4 separate regions of the Homo sapiens genome follow, and regions 1, 2 and 4 are each linked to region 3. The links are chromatin contacts, found by Hi-C or POLR2A ChIA-PET in ENCODE. All regions are on one chromosome and are shown on one strand. The core of a region is the stretch at or near the end of the contact, and the rest is flanking DNA. Distances in the headings are between cores, read along the strand shown. Region 1 holds the start of TMEM40 (transmembrane protein 40). Region 2 has its middle 40 kb from the start of TMEM40. Region 3 holds the start of RPL32 (ribosomal protein L32). Region 4 overlaps IQSEC1 (IQ motif and Sec7 domain ArfGEF 1).

Evidence for each region. A loop is a pair of places that touch in the nucleus more often than their neighbours do. ChIA-PET counts read pairs that join two places held with the same protein, here RNA polymerase II (POLR2A). Pooled maps may share reads with other maps.
Region 1: a map of mammary epithelial cell shows a loop between it and region 3 (4-fold over the local background). The contact joins the promoter of TMEM40 here to the promoter of RPL32 in region 3. A Hi-C loop is called at or near these places in 1 of 168 maps with a recorded cell type or tissue (mammary epithelial cell) and 4 of 50 pooled maps. POLR2A ChIA-PET finds 5 or more read pairs at or near these places in 11 of 52 experiments (A549, AG04449, AG04450 and 8 more).
Region 2: a map of naive thymus-derived CD4-positive, alpha-beta T cell shows a loop between it and region 3 (10-fold over the local background). The contact joins the enhancer-like site here to the promoter of RPL32 in region 3. A Hi-C loop is called at or near these places in 2 of 168 maps with a recorded cell type or tissue (both naive thymus-derived CD4-positive, alpha-beta T cell), 1 of 37 single-sample maps with no recorded cell type and 9 of 50 pooled maps. POLR2A ChIA-PET finds 5 or more read pairs at or near these places in 4 of 52 experiments (H1, HEK293, activated T-cell and 1 more).
Region 4: a pooled map shows a loop between it and region 3 (2.3-fold over the local background). The contact joins the enhancer-like site here to the promoter of RPL32 in region 3. A Hi-C loop is called at or near these places in 1 of 50 pooled maps. POLR2A ChIA-PET finds 5 or more read pairs at or near these places in 2 of 52 experiments (T-cell and WTC11).

The regions. Positions count from the first base shown.
Region 1 is chr3:12,757,550-12,761,839 of GRCh38, reverse strand. TMEM40 (transmembrane protein 40) reads left to right here and starts at 2,581. Exons shown (of 12, transcript NM_018306.4): 1 at 2,581-2,649. RefSeq lists a silencer at 1,879-1,968 and enhancers at 1,993-2,578, 3,534-3,713.
Region 2 is chr3:12,717,190-12,721,887 of GRCh38, reverse strand. No RefSeq gene overlaps it. Among named protein-coding and RNA genes, the nearest start is that of TMEM40, 40 kb to the left of the region's middle. RefSeq lists an enhancer at 1,813-1,862. Within about 2 kb of position 1,752, at least 2 of the 41 ENCODE cell types and tissues checked have a DNase peak (open chromatin) inside an H3K27ac peak, as active enhancers do.
Region 3 is chr3:12,838,498-12,842,898 of GRCh38, reverse strand. RPL32 (ribosomal protein L32) reads left to right here and starts at 1,334. Exons shown (of 4, transcript NM_000994.4): 1 at 1,334-1,405; 2 at 2,657-2,757; 3 at 3,369-3,550. The coding sequence starts at 2,662. It overlaps SNORA7A (small nucleolar RNA, H/ACA box 7A), which reads left to right and starts at 2,449; the gene lies at 2,449-2,587. RefSeq lists enhancers at 756-1,005, 1,099-2,035, 2,036-2,974.
Region 4 is chr3:12,946,806-12,951,174 of GRCh38, reverse strand. All of the region lies in intron 1 of IQSEC1 (IQ motif and Sec7 domain ArfGEF 1), which reads left to right. Among named protein-coding and RNA genes, the nearest start is that of LINC02022, 64 kb to the right of the region's middle. RefSeq lists enhancers at 1,237-1,416, 3,591-4,092 and a silencer at 1,977-2,056. Within about 2 kb of position 2,619, at least 8 of the 41 ENCODE cell types and tissues checked have a DNase peak (open chromatin) inside an H3K27ac peak, as active enhancers do.

The DNA of each region.
Region 1 (4,290 bases), core at 1,332-3,831, 82 kb after region 3:
TCACAGCACATTTCAATCCTGACCAGCCATGTGTCAAGGGCTCCATAACCGCATGTGGCTGGTGGCTACTGTTCGGACAGCAGAGCTGTAAACTTCCCACGACCCTGTCCCTAGTCCCCATCTCCCCTGCATGGCTCATGCTCACCCAGATGCTGGATCCTCACAGCTTCTCCACCAGTCCACAATGCAGCAGCCAAATCCTTATCTTTTTTCTTTTCTTTTTCTTTTTTTTTTGAGATGAGATCTCACTCTGTTGCCATGGTTGGAGTGCAGTGGTGTCATCTCTGCTCACTGAAACCTCCACCTCCCAGGCTCAAGTGATCCTCCCACCTCAGCCTCCCGAGTAGCTGGGACCACTGGCATGCACCACCACACCCAGCTAATTTTTTGTATTTTCAGTAGAGATGGAGTTTCACCATGTTGGCCAGGCCGGTCTTGAACTCCTGGACTCAAGTGATTCACCTGCCTCAGCCTCCCAAAGTGCTGGGATTATAGGCGTGAGCCACGGCTCCCAGGCAAAATTCTTATCTTAAACACAGGTTTGGTCATGTCCCTCTCAGGTGGCTCCCCATCCCTCTCAGGATGCCTGGCTGCTGAGGCCCTGCCTCTCTTGCTTCCTCCTCTCCCCTCTCCATCCCCAAGGCCCCCACTCTCTGGCTGTTCAGGATTATTTGCAGATCCTCCACACAATAGTGCTCCTCACCTCTAAGCCCTCACACATGGCTCCCTCTGCATGGAATATCCTTGGAACACTTCTTGGGCTAACCTTTCAGGTCACTCATTCATTCAACAAATGTATTGAGGGCCAGATGCAGTGGCTTACGCCTATAATCCAGAGCTTTAGGGGGCCAAGGCCGGAGGATCGCTTGAGGCTAGGAGTTCAAGACCAGCCTAACATAGCAAGATCTTGTCTCTACAAAAAATATAAAAATCAGCCAGGCGTGGGGGTGCATGCCTGTAGTCCCAGCTCCTCAGCAGGCTGAGGTGAGAGGATGGCTTGAGCCCAGGAGTTTGAGTTTGCAGTGAGTGATGATCGTGCCACTGCACTCCAGCTTGGGCAACAGAGCGAGACCCTGACTCAAAAAAAAAAAAAAATTAGTGAGCACCTACTGTCAGACATGATCCTAGGTCCTGTAGCAAAGCAATACGTAATGAGAAAATAGACATAACAAGAAAATATGCAGCACAGCAGATGGTGAGCAGTGAAGCAGGCAGAGGGAAAGCTGGTGTGGGGTTACTACTTTAAGCAGGATGGTCAGATAAGGCTTCATGGAGTAGGTGACTTGTGAGGAGAGAGCTGAAGTGAGCGGGGGGCCAGGTGGCTTTCTAGGGGGAGAGCACTCCAGGCAGAGGGAACAGCCAGGGCAAAGGCCCTGAGGAGGGAGCCCACCCAGGGGAACTGGAACATGTTCCAGTGTTACTGGAGCAGAGTGAGGGAGGAAGTCATGGGAACCAAGGTCAGAGAGGGCCAGAGGTGTGGGGAAGATCTCGCAGGGGCTTGTAAGACCTTGGGTTTTACCCTGAGTGCAGTGGGAGTGTGGCAGCTGCTGAGCGGGGAGGGACATGAGCTGCTTTGGGTTTGAACAGGACCCCCTGGCTGCCTGGCTGATGAGAATAGCCAGGGGCGAGGCGGGGAGCAGGGAGCCCAGTGTTGACACTGGCTGGATCAAGGTGACAGTTGAGGAGTGGAGAGAAGGGGCTGAATTCAGGCTATACTGAAGGCAGGACCAACAGGATTTTCCAGATGGGTCAGATACAGAGTGTGAGAAAGCAAAGTGTCAAGATCTGGGGGCTGAGCTTAGGGTATGGAAGACCCCTCTTCAGGAAGTCCTCCTGGGGAGCCCACAGCTCCTGGGCCTTGCCTGTTTCCCTCCAAGGCTGGGGGCTCCCGTGGTAGGACTTGTTTCCTGTCCTGCTGCCACAGTGCTGGATAAGTGAGAGGTGAGAGGTGGAGGCAAGCTGAGCTGGGGCCCTGCCCTCGGCTGTGTGAGGTCTGACACTGCTCCTCTCACCTCTCTAGGGACCTGTGTTTTCCCACTTGCACAAGGCGAGTGGGTGCTCTCCAAAAGTACTTCTAGCTGTAACCCAGTTTCCTCCCTAGGAGTGGGCACTGCCAGTCTCCTGAGCCCCCAGGCCCTCTCTCCTGCTCCCTGCCCAACCTCAGCCTCCTGGGAGCATTGGAATATCTTCCTTCCCCTCTGGGACGCGCAGGGCAGGTTGGGACACGTGGCTGGGGCCTGAGTCAGCCTCACCAATGTGGGTGGAGGGGGTACCTGGGACACGTCCCCTCCTTCCTTCCCAGAGCTTGGTACAGCCAAGGGTGGCACAGCTGCCCCCATTTCACTGTCTCCTGGAGTCTGAAGGCATGGCTGTGGCCCTGAGGCAGGACCAGGCATGTAGCTGCCCCACCTGCCCCTCCGCAGTGTTGTAGGGAAGAGTCAAGTCAGACAGGAAGGCCTGGGGCTGATAGCACCAGCAGGAAGGAATGCCATCCCAGTGAGCGAGTGGGGCCCAGGGACAACGTCACGGTAGTCCCGCCCTCCTTGCTGTCACAGGTGCAGCCTGTCCTCTCCTTCCCCTGACCAGCCCAGCATCCACATAGTCTACACAGAGCTCCCCTTGCTGCCCAGACAAGCTGAAGGACCACAGGTAATGGGACATGGGGCTGGGTGAGCAGTGGGGTGGAGTGTCAGCTTTTAAGGAAATCGGGAGAAAGAGTGTCCTCAATAGGCTTGATATTGTGTGGTTCCTTGGTGGACCTGGGTTTGAGTCCCAGCTCTGCATCTTCCTAGCTGTGTGAGAACCTGTCTCTACTTCAGGGGAGGATGACAAATATTCACCTTCCTGGGTTGTGTTGAGGTTTCCACCCGCCTATACTTGGCCATGGTAGGTGACCAGCTCCCAATTCTGTCACCAACTTGCTGCAAGACTTTCAGAAAAACCCTTGACCTTTCTGAGCCTCAGTTTCCCTACTTGTAAAATGAAGGGTCCAGCTAGATCTCTGAAGGCACCTCACACCCTCACTGTTATGGAACCTAACAGCTTAGGAGGGGAGGGGTGTTCCCGCAAATGTCTCAGCCTCTGCACCACCATCAGTGACTACAGGCAGCTGCCCCTCTCTCTGCCCTTCCTGGAGGAAGCCACCCTGGGCTGCCAGCCAGGTTTGGGAGACTTGGAAGGAAGAAGTCAGCCGTCCTCTGCCTCCAGCTCAAAGGCACCCCCGGGGAGGATATGCCAGAGAGCTGGGCCATGGGGAGGGGGCCCTGCTGCCTGTTGGGGGCTCAGGCACAGGTGGTGTGGCCCAAGGGGAGGGGGGCTTGGCAGACCTCTCAGAGCTCCCCCCACCCACCCCCGTAGGCTGTCATCCTTGTCCTAGAGCCACCTCTGCTCAGAGCACCCTGGCTTTTAGGCCTCAAGCCAACCTAGTTTCCTTTTAAGGGGAATGAGAATGATTATGGTCTTGTGCTTATTATTTTCTTCTGTTTTGTTAAGAAACTGCCCAGAAGAGTTCAGAGCCCTAACTAAGGAGTCAGGAGTGTGTGTTAGTGGGAGTGGTGGGGAGTGAACTCAAGCTAGTGTAGCCCTAAAGCACCAGGTTACTTTTGCTGGGAAATCCTCCTTGTGAAAAGGATCAGAGAGAGAGAGATCTCAAGTGCTGGCTGCACGTCAGGGACCATGCTGGGCCTGCCCTGCTCCCTGCCTTATTTCACTTTCACAACAATCCTGTGGGTGGAGTCTTTCCTTTTTCTTTCTTTCTTTTTTTTTTTTTTAAATAACAGATTTACTGAGATGTAATTCACTACTATAAAATTCACCCTTTAAAAGTGTATAATTCAGGGCCAGGCGCCATGGCTCACCTATGTAATCCCATTACTTTGGGAGGCTGAGGCGGGTGGATCACTTTGAGGTCAGGAGTTCGAGACCAGCCTGGCCAACATGGTAAAACCCCGTCTCTACTAAAAATACAAAAATTAGCCAGGCATGGTGATGCGCACCTGTAATTCCAGCTTTTCCATTTTTGGCTGTTATGTGTAATGCTGCTATAAACATTCATTACAAGTCTTTGTTCGGATATAGGTTGTCAATTCTCTTGCGAATATACTAGGGATTGGAATTGCTGGGTCATGTAGTAAATCTTTTTTAACCTTTTGAGGAGCTGACAAACTGTTTTCCAAAGTGACCACCATTTTACAATCTGACCAGCAATGTATGAGGGCTCCAGTTTCTTCGTACCCTCACCAATACTTGTTAGTGTCTGTATGTCTTATGGTAAGCCACCCTAGTGGGTGT
Region 2 (4,698 bases), core at 503-3,002, 120 kb after region 3:
GAAATAATTTGGTAAGATTCAAAGGCAGCTGTCAACCCTTGAGGTCACTGTATCACTCATTCAGTGAGTCATTTAGTCACTCATTCAATCAGTCACTTATTCATTCAGTCAGTCATTTAGTCATTCATCAAACTTTTTTTTTGAGACAGAGTCTCGCTCTGTCACCCAGGCTGGAGTGCAGTGGCATGGTCTCGGCTCACTGAAACCTCCGCCTCCCGGGTTCAAGCGGTTCTCCTACCTCAGTCTCTTGAGTAGCTTGGACTACAGGCACGCACCACCATGCCTGGCTAATTTTTTGTATTTTAGTAGAGATGGTGTTTCACCATGTAGCCCAGGCTGGTCTCAAACTCCTGAGCTCAGGCAATCCGCCCACCTCGGCCTCCCAAAGTGCTAGGATTATAGGCATGAACCATGGCACCCGGCCTCATTCATCAAACTTCTATTGAGACTTCACTCTGTGTGCCAGGCTCTGCTGAGACTGAGATGAGTAAACACTTACTGGCTACCTGACTGTGTTTTAGACAAGGGGTAAACAAAGCCAGCCCAAAGTCTTAGCAATTCTCAGTGAGGTGATTTTTGCCCTGGCCACCATCCTGCCGCACCACCAACCAGGGAACATTTGGCAATGCCTGGAGACACTTTTAGTTGTCACAACCATGGTGAGGAGGGCGCAACTGGCATCTGGTTTGTAAAGGCCAGGGATACTCCCAAATGCCCTGCAGTGCACGGGCTAGGCCTCCATAACAATGAATTCTCCAGCCTCAGACGGCAATAGTGCTGAAGCTGAGAAACTCTGTTGTAGCTTCAACTCTAGTGGAGGAAGATGGAGGTAAGAAAAATGTGTCAGAGGGTGCTAAGTGCTATGTAAGAAGAGGGGGCTGGGCACAGTGGCTCACGCCTGTAATCCCAGCACTTTGAGAGGCCGAGGAAGGTGGATCACCTGAGGTCAGGAGTTTGAGACCAGCCTGGCCAACACGGTGAAACCCTGTCTCTACTAAAACTACAATAATTAGGTGGGCATGGTGGTGGGTGGCTGTAATTCCAGCTACTTGAAAGGCTGAGGCAGGAGAATCGCTTGAACCCAGGAGGTGGAAGTTGCAGTGAGCACTCCAGCCTGGGTGACAAGAGTGAAACTCAGTGTCAAAAAAAAAAAAAAAAAAAAAAAAGCAGGGGACAGGGAGTGCTGGGGAAGTGCTCACTGAAAAGATGACGTTGGGCAAAGGAAGTGAAGGACTAGCTATGCGGCTGTCTGGAGGAAAAGTGTTTCAGGCAGAAGGAATAGCAAGTACGAAGCCCCTGAGGCAGAAACAAGCAGGGCAAATTGGAGGAGCAGCCAGAAAACAAAGAAAATAAAATATTAAAAAAGGATACATACATACAGGTAATAAAACTGTAAGGAAAGTGAAAAGATAAACACCTGCTGGGGAGAAGGAGGGAGAGAAGCAGGGCCAGTGTCTAATGCGCTGGCAATGCTTTGTTTTTGTAGGTGGTGGTTACACAATAGATACACAATATCTATTTTCCAAGCTGTATGTATATCCTAGATACTTTTCTGTATGTTATATTTCACAATAAAGACGATTTAAATCATGTGTTAGTCTTTACTGTTTGCTCAACTGTGGGTGCTATTACAGGGCATAGACACAAGAGGGGGCGCTAACCAATGAGCAGCGGCAAAGCAGTGTTTCCTAGCAACGGGGAAAACGTTGAAGCAGAAACTTCCTTCAGAGTGGTTAACTGATGGATTCTGGCTGCTGCCCCTGACAGGTCGGCCAGAGTCCACTTCGCACCCTGGAGGCGTCTCTGCAGGGTCTGGAGTGTCACTGACTTTTGTGGGGAGTAGAGCTCTTCTCCCAAATGCGAAATCGGGTCTGCAGAACACGAGAGGTTGCTCCCTTGTGCCGCGGAGCTTTCTTCTCCTGCCAATGTTAGATAATAACGACGTCCTCATTAACAGATGCCATTATTAATATCATTAGTAACAGAGGGCTCTTATCCGTAAGACTCCAAACAAGTCGTAGTGTTTCCCTCGAAAAACGGAGGAAATTAAAGAATGGAAAGGAGGGACCTTGCCTCCAGCCTTCTAAGACCTCAGGTCTTCTAAGACCTCAGGTCTCTCTCTCTCTCTGTCTGTCTCTCTCTCTGTCTCTGTCTCTCTCTGTCTCTCTCTCTCTCCTCTCTCCTCTCTCCTTCTCCTCTGTCTCTCACTCCTCTCTCTCCTCTCTCTCTCCTCTGTCTCTCACTCCTCTCTCTCTGTCTCATACGCACACAAAGAGAGAGAGGTTTTTCAAGATTTGGGATGCGGTGGAAGTTTTCAAGATTGCTGGCCGGTCATGGTGGCTCACATCTGTAATCCCAGTATTTTGGGAGGCCGAGGGCAGATCACCTGAGGTCAGGAATTCAAGACCAGCCGGGCCAACATGGCAAAACCCCGTCTCTACTAAAAATACAAAAATTAGCTGGGCGTGGTGGTGCGCGCCTATAATCCCAGCTACTCTCAGAAGGCTGAGGCAGGAGAATCACTTGAACCCGGGAGGTGGAGGTTGAAGTGAGCCAAGATCATGCCGCTGAACTCCAGCATGGGTGACAAAGTGAGACCCCGTTTCAAAAGGGGAAAAAAAAAAGATTATTGACAAAGCAGAAGGTTTTATGATACACAGGTAAATATTAGGTAAATTTGAGGCTGAGTGGGATTATGGTAATGAATACCTACACTGTTAAAAGAAGTTACCCCAGACTTTATCTCACTTGACTTTACAATCACTTTGGTACCACTCCATTTTGGAGATGAAGAAACTGAGGCTTAGAGAGGTTAAACTGTGAGCATGCCAGAGCTTTCCTCCCAATCCAATTTACTAAAGAAGAAGTATTAACTAGCTTTTTTTTTTTTTTTTTTTTGAGGCGGAGTCTCGCTCTGTCGCTCAGGCTGGAGTGCAGTGGCGCTATCTCGGCTCACTGCAAGCTCCACCTCCCGGGTTCACGCCATTCTCCTGCCTCAGCCTCCCGAGTAGCTGGGACTACAGGTGCCCGCCACCGCGTCCGGCTAATTTTTTGCATTTTTAGTAGAGACAGGGTTTCACCGTGTTACCCAGGATGGTCTCGATCTCCTGACCTCGTGATCCACCCGCCTCGGCCTCCCAAAGTGCTGGGATTACAGGCGTGAGCCACCGCGCCCGGCCTTAACTAGCTTATTTTTAAGGGGTGGGGGAAGCTGTTAATTGTCTCTCATGCCTGTAATCCAGGACTTTGGGAGGCTGAGGCAGGCAGATCATGAGATCAGGAGTTCAAGACCAGCCTGGGGCCGGGCGCGGTGGCTCATGCCTGTAATCCCAGCATTTTGGGAGGCCGAGGCGGGTGGATCACGAGGTCAGGAGATCAAGACCATCCTGGCGAATACGGTGAAACCCCGTCTCTACTAAAAATACAAAAAATTAGCCGGGCAAGGTGGCGCACGCCTGTAGTCCCAGCTACTCGGGAGGCTGAGGCAGGAGAATGGCGTGAACCCGGGAGGCGGAGCTTGCAGTGAGCAGAGATCGTGCCATTGCACTCCAGCCTGGGCCACAGAGCAAGACTCCGTCTCAAAAAAAAAAAAAAAAAAAAAAAAAAAAAAAAGACCAGCCTGGCCAACATAGTGAAACCCCATCTCTACTAAAAATACAAAAATTAGCCGGGCGTGGTGGCTGGCACCTGTAGTCCCAGCTACTTGGGGGGCTGAGGGAACCCGGGAGGTGTAGGTTGCAGTGAGCTGAGATCGTGCCACTGCACTTCAGCCTGGGCGACACAGCGAGACTCTGTCTCAAAAAAAAAAAAAAATTGTCTCTCATAACCAAAGAAAGTTAAAACAATGGAGAGGTAGTTTATTTTCTCATTAAAATAGCAAAACTATTTTCAATCATAATACCTCACACTAGGAAGGCCTAGTGGAAACTGGCAGTCTTGTACGACGCTAACGGCAGCATAAACCAGTAGCCACTCATCGGGAGAGCAGTCTGGCAACACCCAGCAGAAGCCATAAAAATGTTCCTACCCTTTGATCCAGCAACCCAGGTTCTGGGAATCTATCCTAAGGACATAATTTGAAATTTAGGAAAAGGTGTATGTGCAAATATTGGTGGCAGCATTATTTATGTTGGTGAAAAATTGGAAACAACTAAGGGAAATGGGTGATCAAGGGCACAACTCTATTAAGTAACCTGAATGTCTCCTTTTTAAAAAAATGATGACTGCAAAAATTTTGAAAATTACCTGGGTGTGGCTGGGCATGGTGGCTCACGCCTATAATCCCAATACTTTGGGAGGCTGAAGTGGGTGGATCACTTAAGGTCAGGAGTTCAAGACCAGCCTTGGTAACATGGCCAAACCCTGTCTCTACAAAAAATATAAAAAAAAAATTAGCTGGGTGTGGTGATGCATGCCAGTAGTCGCAGCTACTCCAGAGGCTGAGATGGGAGGATTACTTGCACCCAGGAGTTCAAGGCTGCAGTGAACTGTGATCCTGCCACTGCAACTTCGGCCTGGGTGACAGAATGAGACTTGTCTTCTAAAAACAAAAAAAAAAATATATATATATACACACACACACACACATACACATATATATACATATATACACTTATATACATATATACACATATATACATATATACACATATACACATATATACATATATACACATATACACATATATATACATATAT
Region 3 (4,401 bases), core at 85-2,584:
TACGGACATTCCCATTTCTCTGTCCTAGTGAGTGTGAAATGGTATCTCACTGCAGTTCCAGTTTGTATTTCCCTGATGGCTAATGATGTGGATCATTTCATGTGTTCATTGGCCACAGAGAAATGTCTATTTGGATTCTTTACCCATTTTTCAATTGGGTTATTTGTCTTTATAGGTTTGTTGTTGTTGAGACAGAGTCTTGCTCTGTCACTCAGGCTGGAGTGCAGTGGCATTATCACAGCTAACTGCAGTCTAGAACTGCTGGGCTCACGTGATCATCCCAGCTCAGCCTCTCGAGTAACTGGGACTACAGGCATGCGCCACCAGCCCCAGCTAATTATTTTATTTTTTGTAGAGACAGGGTCTTACTATGTTGCCTAGGCCGGTCTTGAACTCCTGGGCTCAAGCAAATCTCCCACCTCAGACTCCCAAAGTATTGGAATTATAGGTGTGAACCATAGTGCTCAGCCAATTTGCACAATAATCTTAAATACAAAAGCTAAGCAAAACAAATCAAGAGCATCTTTAAAAACTAGGCAGTCTGGGAGGCAGGGGCTGCCGTGAGCCGTGAGATGGCACCTTTGCATTCCAGCCTAGGTGACAGAGGGAGGCCCTGTCTAAAAAAAACCAAAAACCAAAAAACAAAACAAAACAAAAAACATCTAGGCAGTAGCTCGTGCCCGTAATCCCAGCTACTCAGGAGGCTGAGGCGAGAGAATCGTTTGAGCCCAGGAGTTCAAGACCAGCCTGGGCAACAGAGTGAGACCCCATTTCTAAAAAATGAACAAAGAAAAACTAGGCAGTTTCGCCCAGTGGTTAGAAGCGTGGAGTTTGGAGTCAAGTCTCCAAATTTCATCTTCCACATATGCAAAATGGAGACAATAATAGGGGTACGTTATAGAATTGTGGTAGGCATAGTGAACTCCATCGCATGTTAGCTGTTTTCGTTACTATTTACTGTCTAAATTCGGTGATGAAATTATTAGGAAGTCTCTGTCTTGTTCTCTTCTGACCACTAAGAGGCGCACTTCGGAGTAGAAGAAACGCGGGCGGAAATAGCCCAAAAGCGGATTGGCTTCGACTTCTGGCGGAAGTAAATTCCTCCCTCCACCAGGTCTTATTAGCTCAGAAAGAATTCCAAATTTCTACGTAGTCCCAAGGATAGGTAGAATACATTTCTCAGTCCTATTCCTAGTTATTATTGTCTATTAAAACATGTATACTCAGAATTTTTGCGGCATTATTTTTTGACGTGTCTTTATTTTATTTAAAAGAGCCGGAGCCGGAAGTGCTTGCCTTTTTCCCTGCTAGGACCCAGGGGTTACGACCCATCAGCCCTTGCGCGCCACCGTCCCTTCTCTCTTCCTCGGCGCTGCCTACGGAGGTGGCAGCCATCTCCTTCTCGGTAAGTGTTAATCCGTGGCAATCCGCATTCCTGCGGGATTCATCTGGCCCCGTCGCCCAGTGGTGCGGAGGCCTCCCCTTCAGCGCGGTAGTGTCTGTGGGTATTGTTATTGTCAGCTTACTGGAGCGTGTACAGGAACAGAACGAAGCCGCCGAGTTGATAGGGCTTTGCGTCCCAGAGCCTCCTGCCCTCCGCCTGTATTCAGAGCTGCGGGCTGCTTGTTTGTTCCTTGGCGGTGGAGGGTGCTAGTTGAGGCCAGACTTCGGGGTCTCCTGGGGGCCGTGGGACGACCAGGGGTGGCCCAGCTTGACAGCTTTCAGCTGGGATCTGTGGATCCCAGCGCTCACCAATGTCGGCCCACGTGTATTCGTTCATGCCATGGCCGGCTTCTTCCGCTGCAGTCTCTGGCCCGAGGGCTGCTGCTGCGGGACCGCCAAGGAAAGACGAGCTGTAGGTCGGCTGGTCCAGCTGCAGGCAGAAATTCTGGTAGTATCTCTGGGAATATGAAGATGCAACTGCCCCCACCTTGCCTTCGAGGATATCATGGGCCAGAAGGCAGAGTCGTTTTGAATACGTGGTTCATTGAGTACCCACTCTGGGCCAGTTGATGGCTGCGAAGAGAGCAGAAGGGGTGCTGCTGTAGGAAATCAATGGCTCGGAAGACCACACTGAGGAAGGTGTGAGTTGATACTGGAAGATCTCCAGGTTTGAGGCATCTTCAGAGGTATATGGTGGTTTTGTGTGTGTTGAGGGTGTGGTAGCGCAGCAGCTCCCTAGGGAATTAGAAGGTTTTATTGAACATTTACCCTGTGACAGGCACTGCAGGCATTCAGCGCGCAGTGTCATCTTCATTTTACAGGTGAGGAAAAGACTCAGGTTCAAGTAGATGGTCAAGGCCAGTACTACCGGAAGGACCATCTGGGGGTTCGGACACTGGTGGGGTGGGATTTGCTGCCCCTTGCAAATTGAGAGTGTCTTGGGGTCAGTTTTGATTTGCTCAGCTGTTGGCATTCTTTGGGCTCTGAGTGGGTGAGGTGACCCTTGACCTCCTGGGATCGCATCTGGAGAGTGCCTAGTATTCTGCCAGCTTCGGAAAGGGAGGGAAAGCAAGCCTGGCAGAGGCACCCATTCCATTCCCAGCTTGCTCCGTAGCTGGCGATTGGAAGACACTCTGCGACAGTGTTCAGTCCCTGGGCAGGAAAGCCTCCTTCCAGGATTCTTCCTCACCTGGGGCCGCTTCTTCCCCAAAAGGCATCATGGCCGCCCTCAGACCCCTTGTGAAGCCCAAGATCGTCAAAAAGAGAACCAAGAAGTTCATCCGGCACCAGTCAGACCGATATGTCAAAATTAAGGTATGTGGTCCTGGGATGGAAATGGGTGTGGGGTGAAGAAAAGAGTTTCCAACAGTTTCTGACATCACCTAGTCAGGATTATCTTTGACCGATGAACTGGCTTGTGGAAGAGCTTTCTGTAGAAATACAGGTCTCCCCCAGTGTGCCCTAGTGCTGGTACTTATGTCTCTTGATGTGTGAAGCGAAACTTTAATGAAAAGGGACATTTGGCCGTTTTGATGTGTTCAGAGGGCTTTGCATTTGTGTCCTGTATTTTGGGTTGCCTTGTGACAGCAGGATCCCTATTTTATAGACAAGAAAACTCAGGTGCTGAGAGCAGTGTCTGCAGCTGTGCTTGCCATCTCAGTATCTACACAGTCCCCTCGCATCCCATTGGTGCCTCCTCCATTGCTTGGGAGTGGCAATGGTGGGGGTGCCTTCATCCCTAGTGGCTAAAGCCACGAGCTCCTGGTTTTTCCCACCAAAAAAGTAAGGAAATAGTGAAGTCCTGTTACCAAAGGCAACTACTGTGTGGCATACTTCCTTTTCATTTGGTCCTTTTTTTCCCTCCCCAAAAGGAAGAGTTCGCACTCTGCACAGACGCTAACCCACCTGTGTATTATTTCCTTCAGCGTAACTGGCGGAAACCCAGAGGCATTGACAACAGGGTTCGTAGAAGATTCAAGGGCCAGATCTTGATGCCCAACATTGGTTATGGAAGCAACAAAAAAACAAAGCACATGCTGCCCAGTGGCTTCCGGAAGTTCCTGGTCCACAACGTCAAGGAGCTGGAAGTGCTGCTGATGTGCAACAAGTGAGTTGGGTCCCACCTCTAGTTTTCAGTGATCAGAAGTTTGCATCTGTGTGAGCACTTCTGGCAGGAACTCTACAAACTCTTGGGATGCATTTTGGCGGGGGGTGTTGTACATTCTCTGAGGGAATCAGAAGTTGTTCCTTGCAGGATTTTAGAGAATGCTTGTTGGGGAATTCAAGGTGTTTCCTTTGCTGAAGGAGGTGACTTGGTCTTCTAAGTGTAGAGACCCAAGACCAGGAAAAGACTGCTTTGTGAACACTGCAATAATAGCCACTTTCCACTACTACAATATCCTTTGGCTGTTGTTTCCAAAATGTTGCTTTCTTTATGAAGGTGTCAAGCAAAAGAGTTGAACTCTGAAATATTCGAAGAGATTTATTCTGAGCCAAATATGAGTTGACCATGGCCCGTGACACAGCCCTTGGGAGACCCTAAGAATATGTGTCCAAGGTGGGCGGGGAGCAGCTTGGTTTTACATATTTTAGGGAGACATGAGACATCAATCAAATACACATAAGGCATACATTGGTTTGGTCCAGAAAGGCGGCACTTCGAGGTTTTGGATAGATTTTCTGTTTCTCGTCGAGAATTGGTTATCACTAGAAAGGAATGTCTTGGCTACAGTAAGAGGTTGTGGAAACCAAGAGTGCCCTATTCAAGGAGGGAGTGCATTCAGATGGTTGCTGGGGGCCTTTGAATTTTATTTTTGGCTTACAAGCGGGAGAAGGTCAAACATGGACCTCAGACCTTAAGGGGCTCTTAAGTCTGTGCTGTGGTAAGGGGTATCTTCAGGGGCAGGAGGGCTCTGGAAAGTTTGCATTAGATGGAGAACAGGAGGAAACTTGGCAGGC
Region 4 (4,369 bases), core at 1,370-3,869, 110 kb before region 3:
CTGGGATTACAGGCGTTAGCCGCCATGCCCAGCCCTTTTATTATAACTTTTTAAAAGTTTTTTAGAGGCAGGGTCTTGTTCTGTGGCCCAGGCTGGAGTACAGTCATGTCATCATAGCTAACTGCAGCCTTGAACTCCTTGTGGTCAAGGGATCCTCCTGTCCCAGCCTCCTGAGTAGCCAGGACTACAGGCAAGAGACACTGCTCCCAGCTATTTAAAAAATTTTTTTGGCCGGGCGCAGTGGCTCACACCTGTAATCTCAGCATTTTGGGAGGCCAAGACGGGTGGATCACGAGGTCAGGAGATCGAGACCATCCTGGTGAACACTATGAAACCCCGTCTCTACTAAAAATACAAAAAAAAAATTAGCCAGGCATGGTGGTGGGTGCCTGTAGTCCCAGCTACTTGGGAGGCTGAGGCAGGAGAATGGCATGAACCCCGGGGGTGAAGCTTGCGGTGAGCCGAGATCACGCCACTGCACTCCAGCCTGGGCAACAGAGTGAGACTCCGTATCAAAAAAAAAAAAAATTTGTAGAGATGGAGTCTCATTATGTTATCCAGGCTGGTCTTCAACTCCTGGCCTCAAGTGATCCTCCTGCCCTGGCCTCCGAAAGCACCGGGACTACAGACACTTGCCATCATGCCCAGCTAATATTTTTAAAAAATGTTTTGTGGAGACAGGGTCTTGCTACGTTTCTCAAACTGATCTCAAACTCCTGGCCTCAAGCAGTGTCCCACCTCGGCCTCCCAAAGTGCTAGGATTGCAGGCGTGAGCCACCACAGCTGGCCAACTTTATGTCCCTTCTTTGCACATTCGGTTTTCCTTTGAGGTCCATTTCTTTGTATCCTTGCATTCTGCTCCTTGGGGCCAGGCTAACTCTTGGGGACTGCAGTCCCGAGAACATTCCAGAATGGGAAGGACTAGAAGAATGACATGGATTTGAATCTTGGCTCTGCTCTGTGGTCTGCAGTCCTGGGCAAGGATCACAGTGGGCCCTTCTTGAGCCTCCATTTTCTCATATGGAGAATGGGAAGAGCAGTGCTTTCTTGACAGGCTTGTTGCAGGGGTGAAATCTGTGTACTTAGCTTGTGCTGGGCTCCCCCGTCGCATAGTGGCATAGTGGGTGAGCATACGTGTGGGTGACCCAGCCCCAGCCACATCAGCCCAGAAAGACTGATTTTTCCAGACCCTGCTTGAACACCTGCACTAGCCCTTAAAGCAGCCCCTTCTTAAATTGCTGAACTGTTCAAAACTGCTAGCTGTCTGAAGCTCCTGCCCCTGGCCTCACAAACCTGCCTGTTCTCTCTGCACCAGGACCACCCTGCAGAGACCTGGCAGGGGTGGCGGCCACCTCTCTCCAGCTGTGCCATCCCTGCTCTTGCTCAGAGGATGTGCCCCCACCCGCCCCCCAGACCCTGCCTGGCTGTGTCCCATCCCTCCCCGAGACGGGGGCATAGAGGTGAAGATAGCCCTGTGCAGAACAAGACCATCCCCTTCCTTCCTCTGGGTGACTAACCTTGGTTAATGTGGCCTAGGCAGAGAAGAGCCACAGAAAGCCCCAAGAGGGAGCTTGTGAGGGCTGGAAATGAATTGTGCCTGCCCAGTCTAGGCTCCCTTTCTGGAAATCAGAAACCCTGAAAGCAGAGTATAGGGGAAGCCATGAGGCCTGGAGGCGTGATGGGCATACGTACTTCAGGAGGCTGTTTTGCTCTGGCCTGTGCAGACTGCCAGGAGTCTGGCCTGAGGCTGCTGGCATGGACATTTAACCACAGACAGGCTTTCAAGATTGCCTGCTTCCTCTAGCATGGGGCCCGGCCCCCTCTGAAGAGGGTGGCTTTGCCATGTGATGTGGCCACCCTCTGGCCACACGTGGCTAGGCTTATTTCTCTGATTTATCTCATAACTGTGCACAACCCCAGGACCCCTAGGCTCTGGACCCAGCCCTGTCCAAGCTGCCAGCAGCATGCTTTTCCCCTGAGCAGCTGGGCAGGAGAGGCATGGTGTGGGGTCAGGTCCCACACAACTCTGTCTTATACTCACAACCTTGACTTGGTGACTCAACTCTTCCATCCCTGAGTTTGTCATCTGCAGAAGGGAGCAGTCCTAGCTACCTCCCAGCGACGGTGGTTGAGTTACAGGTCATGTATTTTAAACACACCCACCACGGCATCTTGTACCTGGCAGGTTTGTGGAGAAGTTGCTGCTGTATAATTCAGACCCGTGTATACTTGTGTTTGCGTATGTATATGTGTGTACATACATGTGTGTTTGCCCTCTCCGTAAGAAGTTGCATGAACACAATGGGCAAGTGTTCGGGCGTCCTGGCCAAGCTGCCCATATGCCCTTGGGGATGGGTGCCACCTTTCCGTGCCTGCAGGGTATTGAGAGCACTGAATGTGTTCCATATACAGCTTAGAACATCACTAGCCATATAGACATTCGCTGTTACTACCATTGTCGTTGTCGATATTGGGGGTGAACAGTGGGTCACTGCTTTCATCTTGTACCCTCACTGGTGCCCAGAACCTCCCCTGGCTAACATTTTTCTTGAGAAAAGTCATTCATTACTTCATAGGCCATAATTAGAGACATCCGTGGCTGAGAGGCCACAGCCCCCCAGCCCTGACTCATTCCCTGGCGAGTCGGGACGTGGCATCCAACAGGTCTGGGCTGAGGGGCTGGGGTTGGACTGTCTGCCTTTCTCACCCATCCCCATGAGCTCCCCAGTCCAGGGAACAGGCCAGTGGAAGGTGTCTGGGTCCAGGTCTCCCTCCACCCTGGGGTCAGGCTCTCCAGCCTGGAGGTGGGTGTCTCGAAGAGAGGGTCTCAACAGCAGGCAGGGTGCAGGGCAGGTGACCCTGGCTTGGGGCACTAGGCTTGTCTGCCCTTCCTGCCTCCAGCTGCTGGGGCTTGTAGATCAGAGAATAACCCAAGACAGCCATTGAAAAGTGCTTTTTAAGAGCCAAGCACTTTCTTAAGGACCTCACTGTATTAATTAGCTCCACTAAGTCTTCACAGTCCTGTGAAGTAGATACACTAATTACCCCAATTTTAGAGGAAGGAACCTGAGGCACAGCATTAATTCCTCCTGTGGTCACACAGCTGGTAAGCAGTAGAGCTAGAATTCCACCCAGGAGCCTGCTTGGCCCCTTGCTTGGCAGAAAGCCTGGGTGGGGCGGGGCAGCAGGAGGAAACTCTTCAAGTTGTGATCTCTATTCCTGCGAGGTGTCCATTGCAACACTGTCCTATAGGGATCTAGCGCTTCACCCAGCCATGTCCCCACATAAAACACCACATACCACTTCCATCACAGGAAAACATGTTTGGAAAACTGGAGAAGGGGGAAGAGCTTGGCGACCTTTCAGTGACCAAAGCTTGGAGTCCCCAGTCTGGGAAAGGAGGGCTCACTGTGCCTTAGCACGTGATGGGCTCTGGGGCAGAGTGTGGATGCATCCACATGCAGCTCCAGGCCCTTACGTGCTCTCTGGCCCTGTCCTTGGCCTGTCCCACCACCAGGGGCCCATCCAGGACATACAGAACTCATCTCATGGGAAGGAGCAGGCCTCCTGCTCATGGCCATTCCCATCTTTGCTGGAGGCCAGGGCTTTGGGGGATGCTTGGGCAGTTGTCTCCCACCCTCACAGAGCAAGACTCCTCCATGGTGCAGATGGACTGCACACGAGATCAGGTGATCCCCGGGGTGGGGAAGAGTGTGTGGGGTGAGGGTGGCCTTGTGGAGGAAGTGGGGTTAAGCTGAGACCTCGGTGTAAAGATGGCAGACTCAGACAGGTCATATGGCCCTGGGATAGAGGCTTCCAGCCAGGATTGGAGTCCCTTGTACCACCTCTCTGACGGGTGTCTGACCTGCCGCAGCTTGCACACCTCCAGTGACAGAGAACTCACCACCTCCTAAGCAGCCCTAACCACATGAGAGTGTACTTCATCACGTCGGGTATTGGCAGTCATAGTTCTGCCTGCAGGAGAAATCTCTAGCCTCGGCTTGTCAGCCTGTCAGAGGCTTGATGATGGGGATCACATCATCTCCCCGAGGCTGCTTTCCTCCCGGCTGCACAGCCCCAGCTCTTGATAGGAGCATACTGTTATACTGCTTCCTGGCATACTGTTATTTGGCCTTGGCAAATAGAGTCCATCTCACATGCTAGCTGGGATCAGTTGTATGGAGTGCTGTGTTGGAAGGAGGCTGAGGCTTCATCCAAGCTCTTTAGGAGGGAGTCTGTGATCAATTAGCAATGTCTGCCAGGGAGGAGTGGGTAGGGCATGCAGGTGTCCCAGGTCTGCTGTCCCTGCCCTCAGGCTCTGGACTGTCTGTGCAGCCCCCAGACACTGTCTTCTGCTGTGTCTGAGAAC